Regions from separate parts of the Homo sapiens genome. Here all the other regions are linked to region 3. Evidence: chromatin loops called from intact Hi-C (ENCODE). Cell type or tissue: chondrocyte. All regions are shown on one strand.

Region 1 (2,500 bases), 220 kb before region 3:
CTAACTACAAACTCCACCTTGCCAGAAGTGTGTGCCAAATAGTAATGTTCGCTTGTTAAAATTAAATAAAGAAATGCCATAGACACTTTGATAGTTAAAAATTTTATGAAAAATAAAAACTTATGAAGCACATTTAGTTTAAACTTACAATAGCAGCTTATTTCTTCTTTTTCCTGAACATATGTCAAATACAAAGTTCAGACAAAAGACCATAATGTTTATTTATTATATGGAGGGCCTGGTGGTTTATAGTTCTTCATTTTTAATACAATTGATAAAAATATATGCCATGATATATAATAAAATAGTAAATGTATTGTTAAATGTATGTAGAAAAATCTTACCATGTGTCACACATTTCAAGATTTTGATTTCAAGTACCATATTCCTGAGAACATTGCATATTTCTACATGATTAGTTCTGTCATTATTTAAATTAGCTTTGCTCTTAAATGTCAGGTATTACCTTTGGGTTAAAATGTTGGAAATAAAACAGACCCGCTAATTTAATAACATCCATGAGACAGGTAAAAGCAAGACACTCACTCAATTTATTCCATAAATGTTGATTGATCCCTCAAATATAATGGACAGTAGGATACGGCAGTAAACACGGATCTTGTGGCATACTGAGGGACAGGTGATAAAAATAATCAGGCTGCATGCACACACATTCCATGAAGAAAATAAAGAGGGAGGAGATAAATGTCAAAATGCAAGGGTTTATACAAAAAGTGAAAAAAAATTTTTTTTTTCTGAGACGTAGTCTCCCTCTGTCCCCCAGACTGGAGTGCAGTGGCTCAATCTCAGCTCACTGTAAGCTCTGCCTCCCGTGTTCACGCCATTCTCCTGCCTCAGCTTCCCAAGGAGCTGGGACTACAGGCGCCCGCCCTAATCTTCGGTATTTTTAGTAGAGACTGGTTTTCACTGGGTTAGCCAGGATGGTCTCGATCTCCTGACCTCGTGATCTGCCCGCCTCAGCCTCCCAAAGTGCTGGGATTACAGGCATGAGTCACCGCGCCTGGCCAAAAGTTTTTTAATGTAAGCAGTGTTTTTTGTTTTTTGTTTCCAAAAGTGACGGATGAACTGTAATCTGAGGTTTGATTTTATGGTTGTTCTTTCACTCATTCTAAGTTAGCTACACTCCCTCCAACTGGCTGCTGTTAGAGAAATATTAATTCTTCATTTAAGATCTTAGGCAGAAGCTCCCCAGGCTTCCTTCTCTGGTTCAGTTTGCATTCCAGGGGAGAGCACTGGATGGTGAGAAAGCTACAGAAAACTAGTGCCTACACGAGTAGACTTGAGTCAGGGTGCAGGAGGTCACAGATCTTCAGGGCTTGGCCCTCAGGGGCATTCCTGGCTGACCACTGCCGGGGGAGACCGGGTGTGCTGGAGGCGGTGGCAGCTGCTCGGGATCTCTACCCAACTCCACATTCAGCGGCGTCACGTTCACAGCTTGGCATCGCCCATGGTAGGAGTATTTAAGCCATGAATATCAGTAAATACTACAATCCAGATCTTTTCTCCATTATCTGGTTATTACAAATTTGCAGTGCACTAGTGGGTGGAACATATTTTTGGTGACTATCTTAGCAGCTGGACGGGCTCAGTTCAATCAGGCAGATGAAACAGGCTTAAAATAGGAGCCTATGAAAATCTGGGCCCAATAAATCAACTACAGAAAAAAGCAGTTCACAGTGACTCCACCTAGGTAGCCCCCTCAACAATCAGACTTCCATTTTATGCTAATTGAGCATTTTTTCCTTTTAGTACTCAGCTTTTAGGAAAAGGAATAATTGAAAACGAAAAAAACTGAAAGCAAGAGCTGATGAAAAATATCATGTCCGGGCCATTTTCTGCACACTTGGCAAAATACCCCGTCCTCTTGGTAGGATCAGCCTGCCAAGGGTGGCAGCCACCACGACTCTGAGATGTTCTTGCTGGAGCAAGATTAAAGGCGTAATAGAAAGATTCTCAACAGCAAGGACTTAAAATGCTGTCACTGAGTAGGAAACACAATTAAACTGAACACCCTTTTGAATTAGTCCATTTCCTGAGGTTTTATCATATATGTCCAAGTAACTATGCAGTCTAACGGTGAAACAGACACTTCCTGCCGCACAAGCTCTTCCTATCTCCTTTTGTGAAAGAAAGAATACAAATGTCTTACTCATTACTTTGTTTCACTTAGTGGCCACAAGGACCAAGGAGGAGCCTTGCGTTTCTGACCTGGGTCACACGCGGGAGGAGGGGGCGAGCTGCACACTTCCTGGATTTCTTTGCTTCGCATCCTCTGTTCTCTCCGGAGACTGGCAGCCACTTTTCCATGTTATCTGATTCGTCTTTCAGATCTCTCAGAGGTCAGGGTTTTGCTTTTCTTTTTCCTATTTTATTTTATTATTATTATTTTTTAAAGGTGACCCCTTTGGAAGCTCAAGTTCTTGGCTCAGCAAAGCCTCCGAGGAGGACTCTGATTTACGCACAGAAATTTGAAATGGGT
Region 2 (2,500 bases), 400 kb after region 3:
CAAAGAGTTTTCAATCTTTGCAGGGGTCAGTTGAACTCCATAATCTCCACCAAAACCTTTCTTGAAATTCTTTAACATACACTCCAACGGACTAGGTTTTGATGCTTTTCTTCCCATTTCCACTCTTGCGACGCAAGAGTACACCTGGCAGTCCAAGCCTGAAGCCCTGAGTGCCTGGATCTGCTGGTGAACAGTGGGGCTGAAGTGGAAGCCACAGAGTGGCAGGGGGGCTGAACAGCCTTGCATCTAGCCACAGAGATGGAGGAGCTGGGGTTTGTCACCCATTTGGTCACCAAGTTCTGGGCCAACGTGAATGCTCACACCTTTGCAGGAAACAAACCCCTGCACCTGGCAGCTGGACTGGGGTCCCTGACTCTCCCCTTCCTCCTTCTGAAGGTTGGTGCTGACATCAATGCTGAGAACAAGGAGCCCGTGTGCCCACTGCTCTCACCCGCTCCTCTGATAGCGACTCCGACTCTGAGGGGCCTGAGAAGGACACCCAAAGCAGCTTGCAGGGCCACGCGCCTCTTGACCTCACAGCACCAAAGTGAAGACCTTGCTGCTAAATGCCGCTCAGAACACCACGGAGCTGCCCCTGACCCCACCCAGCCCTGCAGGGCCAGATAGTAAATATTTTTGGTTTTGCAAGTCACACCTTCTGTGTCACAACCATTCGACTCTACCCTTGTAGCACAGAAGCGGCACCCAGGGATGATAGGTCAACAAATGCCTGTGGCTGTGTTCCAAAAATTTTTATATATAAAATCAGCGGTGGCTACCATACTGTAGTTTTGACCCCTAAACTTATAGTATAAAGGTATTAGATGAAGCCAAGAAGAATGTTTCTGACAGGAACAGTCACAAGAAGCAGAAGGCAAAAAAAAAATGTATATTGATAGTTAAAATTAGCATGTAGAATCTCTAAAAAATGCTTGCAAATCAACAAGGTTTTTTTCTACAGAACTTATCAGAGCTTTTCAAAATACTAAAATGCTTTGTGATGCTTCAAAGACTCTACAGATTTACCCAAAGTTAGTGCACCTCGGTGCGTCTCTGCTGAGGCTAAACCATGCCACCCTTCAGGACATCCCACCAAGTGGATCTTTCCAGCCTCCCCTTATTTCAATGTTTCATGGCTTTCCTTTCTACATAAACAGTATCCACTATCACTTAGGTCAGTGAGGTTTGGAGCTACATTTCATAGTCCCTGATTCAAACGCCAATAGAACTACTAATAGGAGCTTAAAGACTTGCAGCCACTTCTGGATAGAGGGAGATAATGGGAAGGTAGAGCCATCTACAGGAGACATGTGGTACTGCACAACAAGAGCCGTGAGGAGCAGGTGGGCAAAGGGACTGAAAAATGCATCACAGCACCTGGTAGAAATGGCTCTACGCCCTCTTTATTTAACATAGAGATTTAGCAACGAGGGCAGGGTTTTCAAGAGCAGACCTTTTGTTTTTGTTTGATGGGGTTGGGTGGAGAGACGTGGTCTTGACCACAATTTATGTTATGACAACATGTGTGAAGAAGAGAGGATATTTAAAGTAGGTGTTTCCTTTGCAGGCTTGAATGGGCATTCGACTTATACACAAAAGTGCACCCATTTTCAGTGTTTCCATATCAGCACCAATGTCATTTAACTGTAAGATTCTTTTTACCATAAACACTTGGGATGCTCAATGGTTTAAAGGACATTCTACACAAAAGTTTGAAAGCTCTTAATTACAGCAACTAAAACCTCACAATGGTTTTCTAGATATGTCTTTTGTGTAGTATTTTGAAAAATGGATTTTTCTTCCAAAGAGGTTAGGACAATAGCATTTATGCCATAAGAACTCTGTTTTTTTGGACCACATTTTGTGATAAAAAGCAAATGAGCTTTGCATTTAGGAGCTCCAGGAAATCCTTGTTGCCCTTAGAAATCTGCCCCCTCACCCCGACAAAGGGCCAGACAGCTTGGAGGTAGGGAATATCCCCCTCCATAGGCTCACCAAGACGTGCAGCTGGCTGTATGTTCTTTACTGATGTCCTGTGAGCCCTTAAGGTATTTCAACAAGGAGCATCTTGATTTTCTGTGGATTTATGGAAGAAAATGTATCTCTCCAAATGTGTATAGTAGTTCCTCCTTATCTGCAGGGAATAGTTCCAAGACCCCCAGTGAATGCCTAATACTGCAGATAGTACACAACACTATATATGCTATATATTTTTTTACTATACATGCATATATACATACCAGAAATACAGTTTAATTTATAAACTGGGCACCATACGTGATTAACAACCATAACTACTAATAAAATAGAACAATTAAGACAATAGGCTGTAATAAAAGTCATGTGACTGTGGCCTCCCTTTCTCTCTCTCAAAATATCTTACTGTTCTGCACTCACCCTTCCTGTGGTAATGTGAGATGATACGGTGCCTACGGGATGACATGAAGTGAGGCGAATGGAGACATTTTGACATATTGTTAGGCTACTACTGCCCTCCTGA
Region 3 (2,500 bases):
ACTCCACGAAAGAAAATCCACGTGTAACTAAATTCAACATAAACAGTTTCCAGCACATGCCCGTCCCGAGCATCCTGTTAAGAGATACCCCGATCGCGCGCCCCAGAGTGGGAAGTGAGAGAGCCAGGCTGTGCACCAGGGACAGCGCGCGTCTGACGCCGCTGGCCTCCCGAATCGAACCCCAGAGCACCAGAGCCCTTCACTTTGTTAAGAAGTCCCCCACCCAGGCGCCCCCCTCGTCCTCCTCAAGTGCCCTCGGAAAGCGGACCAGACTCACCTACTGCCAGGCAGATGGGCAGCAGCAGCCTGAAGATGAGCCCGCACACCACTTCTGAGGCCATCGCGTCGGTCCGGCGAGTCGGAGCAGAGGGGCGAGGCTCGAGGGTCCCTAGGGGTGGTGGGACGCAAGGCCCATGCCCGTCTATGGCCTCTCGCCGCCGGCAGCTCGCAGCCACCCGAGCATCGCCTCGGCGCGGGCCGCGACGCTCTCCGCCCCGAGGGCACGCTCCCGGGGCTCTTGGCCGCCCCTCGCCCACCGGGCTCTGGGTAGCCCCTCACCAGGCTCTTGGCGGCCACCTAGCCCGGCGCCCGGCCCCCTGCGGCCGGCCCATTTAGTGTGAATCCTGGATCCGGCAGCGGCGGCGGCTTCTTCAGGGGTAGCTGATGCCGGGGCCTTGGAGAGGGACGCTTTGGGAGGGTCCTGGGAGGCGGCGCGGCGAGCAAAGGGGGCAAGAAGGGCGTGCTGTGCTCCCGCCTGGCTCCCGGGGCGTCGTTTGGGGGCGGCCGGGGAGTTTTCTACTTGGAAGCCCCTCTGAAGCCACCGCGTCTCCTTTGCCCGGCCTCGTCTCCGCTGCCCACGCAGGCTGCCGCGCTCTGGCCTCGGCCCCGGCTCTCGGAGCTGCCCGGCGGGCTCCGGGTCTCGCCCTCCAGCCCCCAGGCGGCCCGCGGCGGATCCCCGAGAGGCAGCGCAGCTCAGCCCCTGCGCCCCCCAGCTTCGGGCCGGAGAGACCGGGGTGGGAGCTGCCAGGCGCGCAGAACCATCCCCGCCACCACGGGGCTCGCCTTGTGGGTCCGGTGCGCGGGCGGCGCTGCGAGTCCCTCCCTCACTCGAAGGAACGGCGCGAGCGTGGGGAGAAATGGAGACCAGAGCGCATATCGGGTGAGTGGGTCTCCCACTCCCTCCTCCACCGCCTCAATTTAAAACTCAAGAGAAAAACCAGCGCCGTCCCGTCGCCCAGCGCGACCACCGCCTGCCGCCTTGCAGCCTCGCCCTCGCGGCGCAGCCGGGGCTCCCCGGCGGCGCGCGCTTCTCCACCTTCAATGAAACTTTCGAAGCCCTCACTCGGGGACGGGCGTGTCCCCCGGCCAATGGGATGGCGGCTCCGGGGCCTGCGCGCGCGGAGCCCGCCCCTGAGCGGCTGGGGAAGTGAGAGCCTTGCACCGGCGCGGAGGGCAAGCCCCCACCCGCGGCTCCCGCGCCTGGGAGAGACCCGGCCTGGCCTGCCAGTGGGCTGCGCGCCTTGGCTCGCCCTCCGCGGGCACTCCTGCCCCACTGGCTCCCGCAGCCCCGCGGCTCTGCGTGGTTCTGTCATTCCGGTGGTGCACCCTGGCATCCAGTCCACCCGGCCGGGCCCTGAGCTTGCCCAAACCCAGGGAACCGTTTAAGGTCCGAGGGAAACGCACAGGCCCGGCAGGAGAGAAGCCAGGGGCTTGGAGAGTCCTGTGCGACCCCGACTTCTGCTGGGTCCACAGGTGCACACTGGCATTAAGAAGAATAGAGCTGAATTCATCTACACCGTTGACCCTGCCCATATTTCACATAGCAAGAACTTGCCATTCTGAATAGACTCTGGGAAATCCCGGGTCTTCCCCAACAGATAATGCACCCACTTTGTGCATTTGGGGGAACTCTCCGTTTTCACCTCAGTTTTGCTCCTTGCTTGTCGTGGCTCTGGGGAAAGAGAGCGTTGGCACTGAGAATATTCTCCCTTTCTCCTAGTGCACTGCTTTTTGCCTGTTCTAGGCAAGATCTAGAGAAATCTGGCTCTAGCTGGGAGACTGCAGTGTGCCTGGGTCTTTTATTTAACTGTTATCCGAGAGTGGAGGAGATTTGCTAGAGCACAGTAGGGGTCTTTCCGGACATGGAGGAAGAGGCTGTTAGCATCTGTAGAGAGGACTGTTCAGGACTGGCATTCCATCAGGAGGACACACTGGGAAGGACCTGGCTTCCCTTCCGCACCTACATTCCTGGCTTGCATTAGTTGGAGGGGATAGAGCAGTGAGCTGATGAAAAACAGGCAAACCCCCGTCTTTTTAGCCATTTGAAACGCTTTTGTGGACATCCCTTTTTTGAGACAGGGTAAGCTTGTGGTTTGAGCTCAGGTGCCTTCACGAATTCTCTGAGAATTACAGAAAAACTATGAACCATTGCTTTTTGAATGAAGACTCAAGACAGTTGGCATATGGTGAAGACACCCTGAAACTTAAACCACCCATGTGC

Evidence for each region. Peaks named below come from ENCODE experiments on the same cell type or tissue, not always from the same donor. Only the 100,000 strongest peaks of a DNase experiment are listed, where the experiment ranks them.
Region 1: it touches region 3 in a loop (2.6-fold over the local background); 3 of 110 quality-filtered maps call a loop at or near these places.
Region 2: a loop joins it to region 3, with 3 times the contacts of the local background. A loop is called at or near these places in 3 of 110 quality-filtered maps.

What each region holds. Positions count from the first base shown.
Region 1 is chr18:10,924,841-10,927,340 of GRCh38, forward strand. The region is part of intron 3 of PIEZO2 (piezo type mechanosensitive ion channel component 2); the gene reads right to left. Among named protein-coding and RNA genes, the nearest start is that of MIR6788, 170 kb to the left of the region's middle. In chondrocyte, no CTCF peak of the experiment used is centred here; a DNase peak (open chromatin) is centred at 1,374.
Region 2 is chr18:11,552,226-11,554,725 of GRCh38, forward strand. No RefSeq gene overlaps it. Among named protein-coding and RNA genes, the nearest start is that of SLC35G4, 56 kb to the right of the region's middle. In chondrocyte, CTCF peaks have their summits at 1,304 (motif pointing left) and 1,507; no DNase peak of the experiment used is centred here.
Region 3 is chr18:11,148,248-11,150,747 of GRCh38, forward strand. PIEZO2 (piezo type mechanosensitive ion channel component 2) reads right to left here and starts at 1,322. Exons shown (of 56, transcript NM_001378183.1): 1 at 278-1,322. The coding sequence starts at 341. LOC124904249 (a long non-coding RNA gene) reads right to left here and starts at 269. Exons shown (of 2, transcript XR_007066288.1): 1 at 1-269. RefSeq lists an enhancer at 1-731 and silencers at 425-494, 505-684, 705-984, 1,225-1,674. In chondrocyte, CTCF peaks have their summits at 1,120 and 1,327; DNase peaks (open chromatin) are centred at 184, 934, 1,057 and 1,573.